4 separate regions of the Homo sapiens genome follow, and all the other regions are linked to region 3. The links are chromatin contacts, found by Hi-C or POLR2A ChIA-PET in ENCODE. All regions are on one chromosome and are shown on one strand. Each heading gives the region's core, a stretch centred on a gene start or an enhancer-like site at or near the end of the contact. The rest is flanking DNA. Distances are from core to core; before and after follow the strand shown. Region 1 has its middle 45 kb from the start of LPP-AS2. Region 2 has its middle 85 kb from the start of LINC01991. Region 3 has its middle 33 kb from the start of BCL6. Region 4 overlaps LPP (LIM domain containing preferred translocation partner in lipoma).

Region 1 (3,280 bases), core at 194-2,693, 330 kb after region 3:
TGACGTTTGACACGGGAGTGTGGAGCAGTAATAAAGAGATGAAAGGTGAAATGATCAGTCCGGTCTTCAACTACATGCTTCATCTCTAGATCCAGTTCCCTCCAGTGGCAACCCAACGCTGTCTTTTTCTCTCCCCCTCATTTCTCTTTTTTTCCCTGAAACACATCTTAGAAAGAGAAAGACTTTCTAATGAGGCAAGACAAGCAGGACATTAGCCCCTAGCACCAATTTTAGCACAGGCAGTTGAAAGCATCCTAGTTAGTCAGTGAATGCTACCTGCAGGGCCCATCTGCTTGCCTTTTGAAATGTTTGGCCCTTGCTTTGAAACTTTTTAAAAATATAACCAAGTATTCTCTTTATCAAAAGGACTCTCTCTGGCAGAGGTAAGGGATTGAACTGTCTAAATATTCCAAAGCCAAGCTTGCTCTAGGCAAAGGAAGGCAACATTTCTTTCTTTCTTTCTTTTAATTATACTTTAAGTTCTAAAGTACATATGCACAACGTGCTGGTTTGTTACATAGGTGTACATGTGCCATGTTGGTTTGCTGCACCCATTAACTTGTCATTTACATTCGGTATTTCTCTTAATGCTATCCCTCCCCCTGCCCCCTACCCCACGACAGGCCCCCGTGTGTTTCCTGCCCTGTGTCCCAGTGTTCTCATTTTTCAGTTCCCACCTATGAGTGAGAACATGTGGTGTTTGGTTTTCTGTCCTTGTGATAGTTTGCTCAGAATGATGGTTTCCATCTTCATCCATGTCCCTGCAAAGGACATGAACTCATCCTTTTTTATGGCTGCACAGTATTCCATGGTGTATATGTGCCACATTTTCTTAATCTAGTCTATCATTGGTGGACATTTGGTTTGGTTACAAGTTTTTGCTATTGTGAATAGTGCCACAGTGAACATACGTGTGCATGTGTCTTTATAGTAGCACGATTTATAATCCTTTGGGTATATACCCAGGAATGGGATCACTGGGTCAAATGGTATTTCTAGTTCTAGATCCTTGAGGAATTGCCACACTGTCTTCCACTATGGTTGAACTAGTTTATACTCCCACCAAGAGTGTAAAAGCATTCCTATTTCTCCACATCCTCCTCAGCATCTGTTGTTTCCTGACTTTTTAATGATCACCATGCTAACTGGTGTGAGATGGTGTCTCATTGTGGTTTGATTTGCATTTCTCTGCACCACTGATGATGAGCATTTTTTCATGTGTCTGTCGGCTGCATAAATGTCTTCTTTTGAGAAGTGTCTGTCACATCCTTTGCCCACTTTTTGATGAGGTTGTTTGTTTTTTTCTTGTAAATTTGTTTAAGTTCTTTGTAGATTCTGGATATTAGCCCACTGTCAGATGGGTAGATTGCAAAAATTTTCTCCCATTCTGTAGGTTGCTTGTTCATTCAGGACATAGGCGCAGGCAAGGACTTCATGACTAAAACACCAAAAGGAAGGCAACATTTTTTACATTTACAAGATGTCATCCTGCATAGCATTGACTTCATTCATTGTTTACTTCCTGAATTCATGATGTGGTCAAAGTTAGCGGGGCATGAGTAGTGTGGCAGGATGGGTAGAGAAACAGATAAATTAGGTAAGGTCCAGTCCTTTAAGAGTTTAGTCTAGATGGCAGAGAGGCACCCACATTCAAATAACTTTAATGAAAGATAGAAAGTGAATACCGTAGCCCTCATCAGGGGTCAGGCTGAAGAGGTGGGGGTAAAAAAGCATTACTATTGGAATCATTTTAGCAGGTTTTCAAGATATTCTGAATTCCCCTTATGAGCTTTGTTTGGACACAAAACTCATGATTATACTGGTCACAGACACTATGTCCTAGTCATACAACTGTGACCAAAAAAGACATGGTCAATGTCATTATGGAACTTACACAGGACTTGATGGAAGTAGACCATAGCCAAACAATTAGGCAACTAAATATACAGTTACAAGTAGAAAAATAAAATTTTGGGCCGGGAGTGTTGGCTCATGCCTGTAATCCCAGCACTTTGGGAGGCCAAGGCGGGCGGATCACCTGAGGTCAGGAGCTCAAGACAGGCCTGGCCAACATGGTGAAACTCTGTCTCCACTAAAAATACAAAAATTAGCCGGGCATGATGGCATACACCTGTAGTCTCAGCTACTGGGGAGGCTGAGGCAGGAGAATTGCTCGAACCTAGGAAGCGGAGGTTGCAGTGAGCTGAGATGGCACCACTGCACTCCAGACTGGGTGAAAGAGCAAGACTCTTTCTCAAAAAAAAAAATAAAAAGATTTTGGAGAGTCTAAGAGGAAGAGGAAGAATTGTTTCCAGCTTAGGTGTGGTGGGAAGGTATCAAAGAAGATTTTATGGATAAAGAACCATTCATGCTCAATGTTGAAAGTTGCATATGATTTGGATATTGAGTGGCAGTAGGGGAAGGGGATTCCCTTTGAAGGGCACAGCGTGAACAAGGGCAACAAAGCAGGAAAGGGCAGGAGACACACTCTGCTGTGAAGTCATGGCAGAGCCACTGAACTTTTCTGGGCAGTGGAATTATTAGCTACATATTTTAAAAAGATTTGTTTAGCAGCATTACAGGAAGGAAGGAGGGAGGAACAGAGATAAGGAAGGTGGACCTTTGGGCAGCTACCAAAATATAAAATGGAAGAAGAGCAGTCAGTGGCAGAGGGGATGGCAAGAAGGAAGTGGACAGAAGAGGCATTGCTGGTTTATAATCCTGAGAATTTGGCAATAACTAGATGGCAGGGGGCAGAGTAAAGGGATGGGTGAGAGAGGGGAGAATAAAAGATAATTCCAATGTGTCTACCCTGGGAATATAGAAATAGAGATCTTCATGATAGTGGGGATGGGACAGGGGCTGGATTTATAGAGAAATTTCATTTGGAAATCCCAGCGTATTTACCCAGATACTAAGAATGAGGGCGTTCACCTTATAGTCACCCCTTCTCGTTTTCTATCTCTTCTTCTCCCATCCCTACCCTCTATGCTTAGCACTCTGTAGTAGTAGATTATAAATTACCACAATTTGGCCAGGCGCGGTGGCTCATGCCTGTAATCCCAGCACTTTGGGAGGCCGAGGCTGGTGGATCATGAGGTCAGGAGATTCAGACTATCCTGGTCAACATGGTGAAACCCCATCTCTGCTAAAATATATAAAAAATTAGCTGGATGTGGTGGCGGGCACCTGTAATCCCAGGCTACTCTGGAGGTTGAGGCAGGGGAATCACTTGAACCTGGCAGGCAGAGGTTGCAGTGAGTCGAGATCATGCCACTGC
Region 2 (2,829 bases), core at 235-2,734, 280 kb after region 3:
ACAAAGCTAAAACCTTTGCAATAATCAGAAGGCCTTTTGAGAAGAATCAGTGATCTATCCAACATCTCTACTCGAGGGCCCAATAAGAATATGAAACTTACTACATCCAAAACAGGTTTCTTGGATTTTCTCTCAAAGCTGTACTGTATTTCCCCAATCTTTTTATCTTAATAAACAACCCTTCCCCCAGTTCTCAAGCTTAAAGATAAAGAATTATCTTTCATTCCTTCCTATTTCTTAACCCCCTATCCAGTTACCCCCTATCACCAGAAACAAGTCTTGTGAGTCCACCCCCAAAATTAATTGTGCACATCTCTGCACCCCACTGCAACAACCCTAGTCTAAAATAGTCCCATTAAAGCTCCTCTAGAACATTTTTTCTGCTTTCTTTCTCATTTCCTTACAATCACTTTTCCAAAAAGCAGCCAAAAGGATCTTTCAAGAATATAAATCAGATTTTACTCCCCTGCTCTTTGCCATCCAATGGCTTCCCACTAAACTCAGCAGAAAATACCAATTCCACACCATGGCCTCAAAGCCCTCTCTGATATGATCCCTGCCCTCCTTTCTGCCTTTGTCTGCACCTGCACCTCGCTACCCCTTTTCTACCCCTCTCAAGTTCTCTAGGCTCTCCCAGTTCTTCCCCGTCACTCAGTCTCCACCAGTTACTCTTTCTCTCCACCCTAAGCAGTTGCCCTGGCTGGCTCCTTCTCATTCTTCAGATGCCAGCTTAAATGTCACCTCCTCACAGAAACCTCCTCTGCCCACCAATCTAAAGTAGCTCTCCATTCCCAACCAGTAATTCCCCATTCCATCAGCCAACCAACATATACACTGTTTACCTTTACACACAGAGAGAAAATGTAAATTCCATGAGGGTAGGAGATTTCTATGCCTTGATTTTGCTGTATGTGTTATGCCTAGCCCAATGTTTAACACACAGTAGGCATTAACTAAATATTTGTTAAATAAATAAATTAATGAATACACAAATGAGTGGGTGATAAAGGTAGGGTAAAGAGATTGATGTTTCAAAGTTCCCTTCTGGCCTTAACATTTTAGGACCCTGTGGTTTCAAGAGCATAATTTTGTACTTACTGATGTGGGCTCAGCTCTTAAAGTAGAGTGGAATTTAGAGGGGAAGGAGATGAATGAAGTTGCCAGGATCCAGCAGCAGGCTGGGGAGACTCCCTGGAAGAAGTGGTAGATACACTGGGCTTTTCAGCCTTCAATATTACTTAACAAAAGGCATTTGTCATCTTACAAAAAGGTTTACCCTAATCTCCATTTCAGTTGCCAACTACTCTTCTACATTTAAAATGTGATCATGTTTATAAAAACTTGATGGGCACACTTTTCAGGAACATCTAGTTTCTAAGCTGCACTGTCCTTACATGCCCTTGGGCATAGGTGTATGCTGATTAGCAGGTTTAATTTGACACAGATAAAGAACACGAAGAATTTGCCCAGAGGCCCATTGACCCCCCCTGCTGGCTCCATATCTGAAGGAAGGATCTGTTCCATACCTCAGAGAAGACCCACTTAGGACAGGAAGTGAGTCATCTATGTTCCACAGAGGACCTATCACAGGTTGGACTATACTAAATGTGAAACAGATTAAACTGGAACAAAATCATGACATATTTGTTCCCTCCCACAGTGTGAGACGTTTCATAACCTCTTGATACTTTACCCTGATAACTTTGAGAGCTGGAGAGGTCTTCAAAAATCACTTGTATGTCTCTCTCTTGTTCTGTAGATGGGGAAACTGAGGCCAGAAAGGCTGGTGCCTTATCCAAGTTCACACAGCAGGGGTAGCAGGAGATCCCTGTCCTGAAGCCCAGACAAATATTCCATAGAAGCATACATATACAAGCTGATTTTTAAGAGAAAACCTATTGTGTCCTTTTGTTTAATCGTCATAAATAACTTGATGATCTATTTGTTTAATTTTTTTTTTTTAAAAGACAGAGTTTTTCTCTTTTTACCCCAGGCTGGAGTGCAATGGCACAATCTCAGCTCACTGCAACCTCTGACTCTTGGGTTCAAGCAATTATCCTGCCACAGCCTCCTGTGTTGCCAGGATTACAGGCGCGTGCCACCACGCAGGGCTAATTTTTGTATTTTTAGTAGACACGGGGTTTCACCATCTTGGCCAGGCTGGTCTTGAACTCCTGACCTCGTGATCCACCCGCCTTGGCGTCCCAAAGTGCTAGGACTACAGGTGTGAGTCACTGCACCTGGTCTATTTGTTTACTTTTTAATCATTGAAAAATAAAGTTTTAGCAAGTAATCTCTAGTGATACTGAGGTTTTAGGACAACTTGAAGGAATCGGCTTAAAATGTTAGAAGCTGTCACATAATAAAATAGTAAGACAACCCAGACCAACTTATAAGAAGAGGTAAATGTTATTTTAACTATCAGGAAAGAGTTATATCATTTTCAAAACAACCAGAAGAACTATTTTTTCTCATTTTAATGTCTATAGTTAGGATTCAGAGACGATCACTTGTGATTTTCAGCAACTTAAAGTTTGTATGAGATGGGAAAGCCATAGAGGGAAGCATGCCAATCTTTTAAACTGTTACACATGAAGCGTTAGAGACTGGAGTGCAGCTATTAACTTAAAAAAGGAAAGAAAGTGGTTTATGCTAGCTTTTTCAACTGTCAAATGATCAGTTGGAATTTAGAGAGTAACAGTGTTTCAAGACAGAGATACATTTAAACATCATGGTGCTTGACAGGCAAACAGGAATCATTTGCCCAATTCCTTTAGAACTAGTCTTAAAAAAAAAATGCAACAAGGCCTCTCAAATTGCAGGAGAACT
Region 3 (3,307 bases), core at 112-2,611:
ATCTGGTGTTAAGCGGCAATGCTTGATATACAAACTTAAATAAATAAATAACATTCTGAAATATTTATTTACCAGTCATAATTTTAAAAATTGTTTATACTAAAACATGTTTATAGTAAAGACTATCTGCAAAATTGAAAATCAGAACTTGTGGGATTTTTTTGCAGTAATGCTAAGTCCAGCATTTGGTTATAAATTCTTTGCATACATTTTTTTCTTTAATGTATGCATTTTTAAAATATATATTTTGATGTTTTAAATAGAAAACATGGATTAAATAAATATTTGCCTTAATAAAGAAAGAGCTACTTTCCAGGTTAGAGTAATATTTATATACGAACAATAGATCATGGGTTCTAATAGTTCCAATGGTCCGAAAGTAAAAGAAAATGAAACATAAGATTTTAGCAGAATCCTTCCATTGCTGCTGTTAAAGTCTTGGGTGAAAGTCCATAAACATAAAACATAATGGTCTATGGGGAGTTCTACTGCAGAGGACAATTATGTGGCAGTTTAGAGAAGCCAGTCCTTGGGCTGATGAAAGAAGATCATCTTGTGAATAAAGTTGTTATGAGATGTAAGATGTATGATTTATACTCTTGTTTCATACCCAAGTGATATGTAAGCATCTTCTCTTCCTTCTAAAACTCACTGAGAATTCTTCAGTTCAAATATACAAACAATTAGAGTCAGCAATAGAAGCACAATAAAAATAGCTAACCTCCAGTGAATGCTTAGTACAAGCCAGGCACTGTTCTATACACTTACAGCTATTAACTCTCAGTCTTCATAATAAGTCGGTGCATAAGGAACTGTTATTATATCTACTTTTACAAATGCCCAAGTTTGTACAGCTGCTACATGAGGGAGTCTTTGTTCAGAGCGAGGCAGCGGCTCCAGGGCCTGGGGTCTTTTTAACACAGTGCTTCACTGCCTCTATCAAGTCCTGGTCAGTGGACAGGTCTTCCACTCCAGAGACAGTAGCCCAAGTAGCAAGAGTGAAGTCTGCTATGTGGTAAGTGTTTGAGGAGGATCTTTGTGGTTTCTGCCACCTCAATGCCACCATCTTCCTTACCAGAGAGAACTTCCTATTTTGATGGGTGAGTCATCTAGTTATTCTTCGTGATCTTCAGTTCAATTTCCTCTTTAAGGAGAAGCTTATTCATGCTCAGAATTAGACTTGTCTTACCGGTTACCTCTGAATATTCTGTTGATCATTCTCTGAGGTTGAATAATCTTTTCTCTGCCAACATCTACCCTTCCCTAAACTTGAAAAATACCAGTCAATGCTCATCTTCCTAAAATGTAAGCCCCCAAAAAACAGGACTCACGTCTGTTGAAAAATGACTCACCTCTGCGGCCTTCTTGTCTCAGCAGTCCCCTAGACATCTGCCCTAGTATAGATCCTTTCAGTCATTGAACTCAGCAAACATTCATTGTGCAGTCACTATGGAAAGAGGATGTGAGGTCCTGCACATGGAGTGAGAACATTCATACTAGAAGATTCACACTTTCTTCATTCATGTATTTATTCATTCACTCAATTAAGAAGCATTTATTAAGCACTTCCTGTGCCAAACACCTACAATAAATGGAGGCATGGATGTTAAGAATTAAGGATTTACACTGGAAATCCCTGGTTTCCAATTTGACTTCACCTAATACCTGTGAACTCTGGCAACTTTCTTAACCTCTCTGGGCCCCTGTTACTTCATTTCCAAAATGAAAACTACCAGTATCAACAGCCTTATTTAGCTGTGATGGTTAAAAGAGATCACACATGTTAAGTGTTTGATAAATGTCATCCATTAGGTAACGGGCATAATCCTTGTTCTCAAGGAAACAACAAACTCAGGAGAAGACAAATTATTAGAATGTGAAGTACAAATAAAAATGATAAGGGGCTGGGCACAGTAACTCACACCTGTAATCTCAACTTTGGGAGACTGAGGTGGGAGGATTGCTTGAGACCAAGAGTTCAAAACCAGCCTGAGAAACACAGTGAGACCCTATCTCTAAAATATATATATATATACACATATATATATATACATACATATATATATATATATATATATATATATTAGCCAGGTGTGATGGCACATGTCTATAGTCTCACCTGCTCAGGAGTCTGAGATGGGAGGATCACTTGAGACCAGGAGTTTGAGGCTGCAGTGAACCGTGATCATGCCACTGCACTCCAGCCTGGGTGACAGGGTGAGACCCTGTTTCTGAAATAGATAAATAAATGAATAAATAAATAAATAATTTTTTAGAATGATAAGTGGCGCTCAGATTAAGGTTGAGATGACTTACAACAGAGAAAATCAACGAAGACTTCCTTTTAGAAGGAGGCTGCATTTGAGCAGGTCTGCACACACAGACATGCAGAGGACAGGCATTCCAGGAGGTGGAGATGCCCCAACAAACAAGTGGAGGTATTAAAGAGTAAGTTCATGTTCTGAACTCCTGAGTCACTGGGTGATTAATTTGACAAAAGTATAGGAGACATAAAGGGGATAGGCTGTGCCAATCCTAGAGAAAAGAGTTGGAAATATCTTGGTGAGCACCATGAAAACTAGTTGAGCAATTTGGGTTCCATACAAAATGGGCCAGGCATGTAGCTGTACATTTATGTGCATTATTCACTAGTTTCTTTTTTGTTTTCAACTGTGGATGGGTGTGACATCTGTATTCTCACCTTTAGATTTTAAGTAATCTATTCCTTCATGTTTGGGGAATTTGATCACCTCCCAATGTGTTTAACCATCCATCATGTCACTTGAGCGATTAGTTGCCCTATGAAGAAGGCTCATGGTGGAGATGAGCCCATTTTACCAATGAAGAAACTCACATGGAGAGGTGGGATAACCCGTCTGTTCCAACAGCTGTTACTTGAATGGGTTGGGGTGGGAATTTCATGGCTCCTGATTCTAAGACCCTTTCTGATTTCTGAGGTGGAGGGATGCAAGCCCACTGCGACAGGGAAGCTGAGGCCATGTTTCCTTAGTGCCAAGAAGAGAAATTTTGACAACAGGGCCCTGCAGCTTGGGGTTGCTTCTGCCACCACTGGCTACTCTCTTTTGCTGCACTTTGCAGCAATGAGTGCTATGCAAAATGAAATTAGCTATAGATATTTCCTTCCTCTCCTGGTTGGCCTACTGGGTACTTTTCCTCTGGCCACACCCCAGGTTTCTTAAAGGCCTTTGAAAGAAATTGTTATTGACTAAACTTTGGAGTTACCTATGATGAAAATCCAGTCTCTCATTTCTTTTGTCCTCCATGGATGAGTTGGGCTCTTAACGTG
Region 4 (3,296 bases), core at 374-2,873, 390 kb after region 3:
TCCTGGAAATTTCAGTATTGTGATGTTAAAGAACATCTCTAAACTGTGTCTACGTTGAAAAATCAGAGTCCTGATTTTTGGTTTAGAAAACATGGTCACCTGGTTCTTCAGTTGTAAATATAATTCCTTCCTAGACCTCTCTAATGCTTAAGTCTAAATTCATTCTTAAATGAATAAACTTAATATTAAAATAAGATCAGGAAGTAAATCCCAAGCCAAGCATTTCAGACCAGTTGTGAACCTCTTTTGACATGTTTTTGGTAAATGAGAAGAACTGATGACATATTTCCCTATCAAATAAAATAGACAATTTAGATTTAATAAGGCAGTTATCTTCAGGTAATAAAAATTCAACTAACTTGCCATAACTATCTTGTTTAAAGTCAATTAAGAGCCTCATATTTCTCACTTGCTGGGTAAAATTTAATAGAACTTCAGTTAAGCATTTATTGCTTATTTAATTCAAAATTAAGTTAATCACCACAGTTGGTAACAACCACTGAGTATTTAATTAACATTCAGCAAACTATCTTATTAAGTCTAAATTAGATACAGACAAGTCTTGTTTATCCCCATCAGTTTGCAAACACCACCTCCCCCACCTCCCATCCCAAGGGGCCTTTGGTTTTCCTACAGTTTTCCTTTTTTGATTCATCATTTTTATTTTCTTCTACTTAAGACTTCACTTGGGTGAAAGAGGAGAAGAGGCAGCAGTCCATCATGTTATAGAAACTTTGGGCTCGTAGTATAACTGAGAAACTTTTTCAATCTTTTCTTTTTTCTTCAATCCTATTCTATTAACATTTCGTTTTTCAAAAGGTATTGAGCACATTCTCTGTGAGAGGCTTCTTTTAAACCCTAAGGAAGCTATAAAAGAGGTCATTCTGACATATTTGGTTTTATTTTCTCATCCTAGAAATGAGAGGATTGGGTTTAGTTTATCCGTGTAACACGTATTATTGGCTTGCAGTGTGTAAGGCACTTAGCTGAGTGTTTGGATACACCTTGATTCAGACAAGGCCCCTGCTCTTAAAGAGGACACAGACCAGTGTGAAAGCTGCAAAGTTCAGCTGTAGGAACATGAAGGTCCTTTAGAATGCTGTGATTCTGTAAGACAGTATTTCCCAAAGTGTTAAGGCTGTTTTATTAAGAAAAGGGTCCTGTAGCCAAGTAAGTTTGGAAAAGTCCAAGTTAAACAAAATTAAGGAAATTTCAGTATTGTGTATCTTTACCATGGGATTTTGAGACTTTAATAAACGAATGCGCATTCTGACCTCCCGGAAGGTTTGTTTCCCAAAGTTATTTGATCATAGAACCCCTGCACCCCACTACTACCCTTTGTACCAGAGCATTTCCTGGGTTCAGTGATGTAATATGCTTTGGGGAAAGCTGCTGTGGGCCGTGGACCCTGGCCACGAACCTCCCACAGCCCAGAAGGGGTACTCAGACATTCACCCTAGTAACTATGATACAGGGTCAGAATTCTACTTTGTCTGAAAGTTGTGCACATAGAGTGGGTGATTTTAGACATAGAGTCTTTTAACTGGAGTGGAGGGTATGTAACCAGGACAGCCTTTCCTCATGGAGGAGCGCTGGGTCTAGCGGGAGATAGACTGTGTAGGCAGAGAGGCCTGGAGGGTTGCCAGAGCATCATCGGGAACAGAATAACAGTGAAATTCTGACATGGCTGATTTGGTGGAGACTCCCTAACACATTGATATAATGTAGACCAATTTTTATTATAGCCTGAATATGGAGAGGTAAGAGGCAATGAATTTTTTGGCGCAGAACTTTCTGCCTTCGGCTTTGTTCCAACTGCGTGACTGCCCATCTGCAGAAGTGATTGTTGATTCACGTCTGTAAGACATTTTCATTCTCATGCTTTGTTTGGGGCAGAGCCTCTGCCTTGTGAATCACTCTTATGAGAGGGAGTCTCAGTTTCTTTTCTTTTCTTTTCTTTTTTTTTTTTTTTTTTTGAGAGGGAGTCTCGCTCTATTGCCCAGGCTGGAGTGCAGTGGTATGATTTCGGCTGACTGCAACCTCCGCCTCCCAGGCTCAAGCAATTCCACTGCCTCAGCCTCCTGAGTAGCTGGGATTACAGGTGTGTCCCACCATGCCCAGCTAATTTTTTTGTATTTTTAGTAGAGATGGGGTTTCACCACGTTGGCCAGGCTGGTCTCAAACTTCCAACCTTGTGATCTGCCCGCCTCGATCTCACAAAGTGCTGAGATTACAGGTGTGAGCCACCATGCCCAGCCGAGGGAGTCTCAGCTTCTTCATCAACAGCATCATTCTAGTCAGTCTAGTTTCCGTTTACCTTGTCATCTACCACTTCCTCCAACTTACCTTCCCCCCAGCTTCTCTTATTCTGGTGAATCACCTGTGTCTTCATTTTTCATTCTTATTCATCTGAATCATCTTCTTCATCTAAGGCAAGGTACCCTTTTATATCTTCCTGGAAAGACATCTACTTCATTTAAAATAATGCTACCAATTTCCTCCCCTCTGGTAGCAACCAGCAGATGGAACATGCTAGATGAGGTAGAGGATAATCTACAAATCTGGTCTGCCATATCATGGGAGATTTCACGTAACAGTGAATTCTTTCAGAGCCTCTCAGCAATACCTTCCTTGTTTTTCATATCTGTATCAAAAGGAACACTGGCAAACCTGGGTTGTATTTCTCATTCCATTTTGGGCTTGAATTTTTCTGAGTCTGAGTCTCAGTTTATCTGTGTATGAAACGTTAGGGTTACGCTATGTGTACTCTCAGGGCCTTTTAACTAGAAAATGTTGAATTTGAATGTTTACTAAGTCAACACAAGCTGCAGTCACCCTGGATTGCTTGATCCTCCATGTACTTTTGAGCCTGGCAGTATGAGGAAACTCCTGCAGTGAGCATAGTTCATGCCTACACAAAGTAGGCATTCCATGAATATTGGTTCTCTTCCATCCTGACTGCTTCTGGATTCATTTTCTTTTTATTGCCATTGCTTTTTAGTCACCCAAGCTTATCTCTTTCTTGTCTACACCCTCAATGCTGTAAATCTTCCTTTCTCATTCTCCATCTGGATAGCTTCCTCTCTCCTCACCTTTTTCCCTTCAGGCTATGCCTATGGATGCTGTCCACTCTGAAACCTCCCAAAGACAAATGATTGCAATGGAGGCACAGATTGCCGGGTGGTGGTCCTGGCCAGCTACAAATCTTTCCAAGAGATTAGCACCATTTCTTTATGGAATCATATTGTTGTTCCATGAGTGAGACCAAGTCTTATCCTCAAGGATCCCATAATGGA

What was found. A loop is a pair of places that touch in the nucleus more often than their neighbours do. ChIA-PET counts read pairs that join two places held with the same protein, here RNA polymerase II (POLR2A). Pooled maps may share reads with other maps.
Region 1: a map of B cell shows a loop between it and region 3 (8-fold over the local background). The contact joins two enhancer-like sites. A Hi-C loop is called at or near these places in 1 of 168 maps with a recorded cell type or tissue (B cell). POLR2A ChIA-PET finds 5 or more read pairs at or near these places in 2 of 52 experiments (WTC11 and activated CD8-positive, alpha-beta memory T cell).
Region 2: a loop to region 3 is called in a pooled map, with 5 times the contacts of the local background. The contact joins two enhancer-like sites. A Hi-C loop is called at or near these places in 6 of 50 pooled maps. POLR2A ChIA-PET finds 5 or more read pairs at or near these places in 2 of 52 experiments (GM12878 and Panc1).
Region 4: a pooled map shows a loop between it and region 3 (3-fold over the local background). The contact joins two enhancer-like sites. A Hi-C loop is called at or near these places in 5 of 50 pooled maps. POLR2A ChIA-PET finds 5 or more read pairs at or near these places in 3 of 52 experiments (AG04449, MCF 10A and PC-9).

What each region holds. Positions count from the first base shown.
Region 1 is chr3:188,107,693-188,110,972 of GRCh38, forward strand. No RefSeq gene overlaps it. Among named protein-coding and RNA genes, the nearest start is that of LPP-AS2, 45 kb to the right of the region's middle. Within about 2 kb of position 1,444, at least 2 of the 41 ENCODE cell types and tissues checked have a DNase peak (open chromatin) inside an H3K27ac peak, as active enhancers do.
Region 2 is chr3:188,059,840-188,062,668 of GRCh38, forward strand. No RefSeq gene overlaps it. Among named protein-coding and RNA genes, the nearest start is that of LINC01991, 85 kb to the left of the region's middle. Within about 2 kb of position 1,485, at least 5 of the 41 ENCODE cell types and tissues checked have a DNase peak (open chromatin) inside an H3K27ac peak, as active enhancers do.
Region 3 is chr3:187,776,455-187,779,761 of GRCh38, forward strand. No RefSeq gene overlaps it. Among named protein-coding and RNA genes, the nearest start is that of BCL6, 33 kb to the left of the region's middle. Within about 2 kb of position 1,362, at least 7 of the 41 ENCODE cell types and tissues checked have a DNase peak (open chromatin) inside an H3K27ac peak, as active enhancers do; they include PC-9, where a contact is called at or near this core.
Region 4 is chr3:188,168,373-188,171,668 of GRCh38, forward strand. The region is part of intron 1 of LPP (LIM domain containing preferred translocation partner in lipoma); the gene reads left to right. Among named protein-coding and RNA genes, the nearest start is that of FLJ42393, 8.5 kb to the right of the region's middle. Within about 2 kb of position 1,624, at least 8 of the 41 ENCODE cell types and tissues checked have a DNase peak (open chromatin) inside an H3K27ac peak, as active enhancers do; they include PC-9, where a contact is called at or near this core.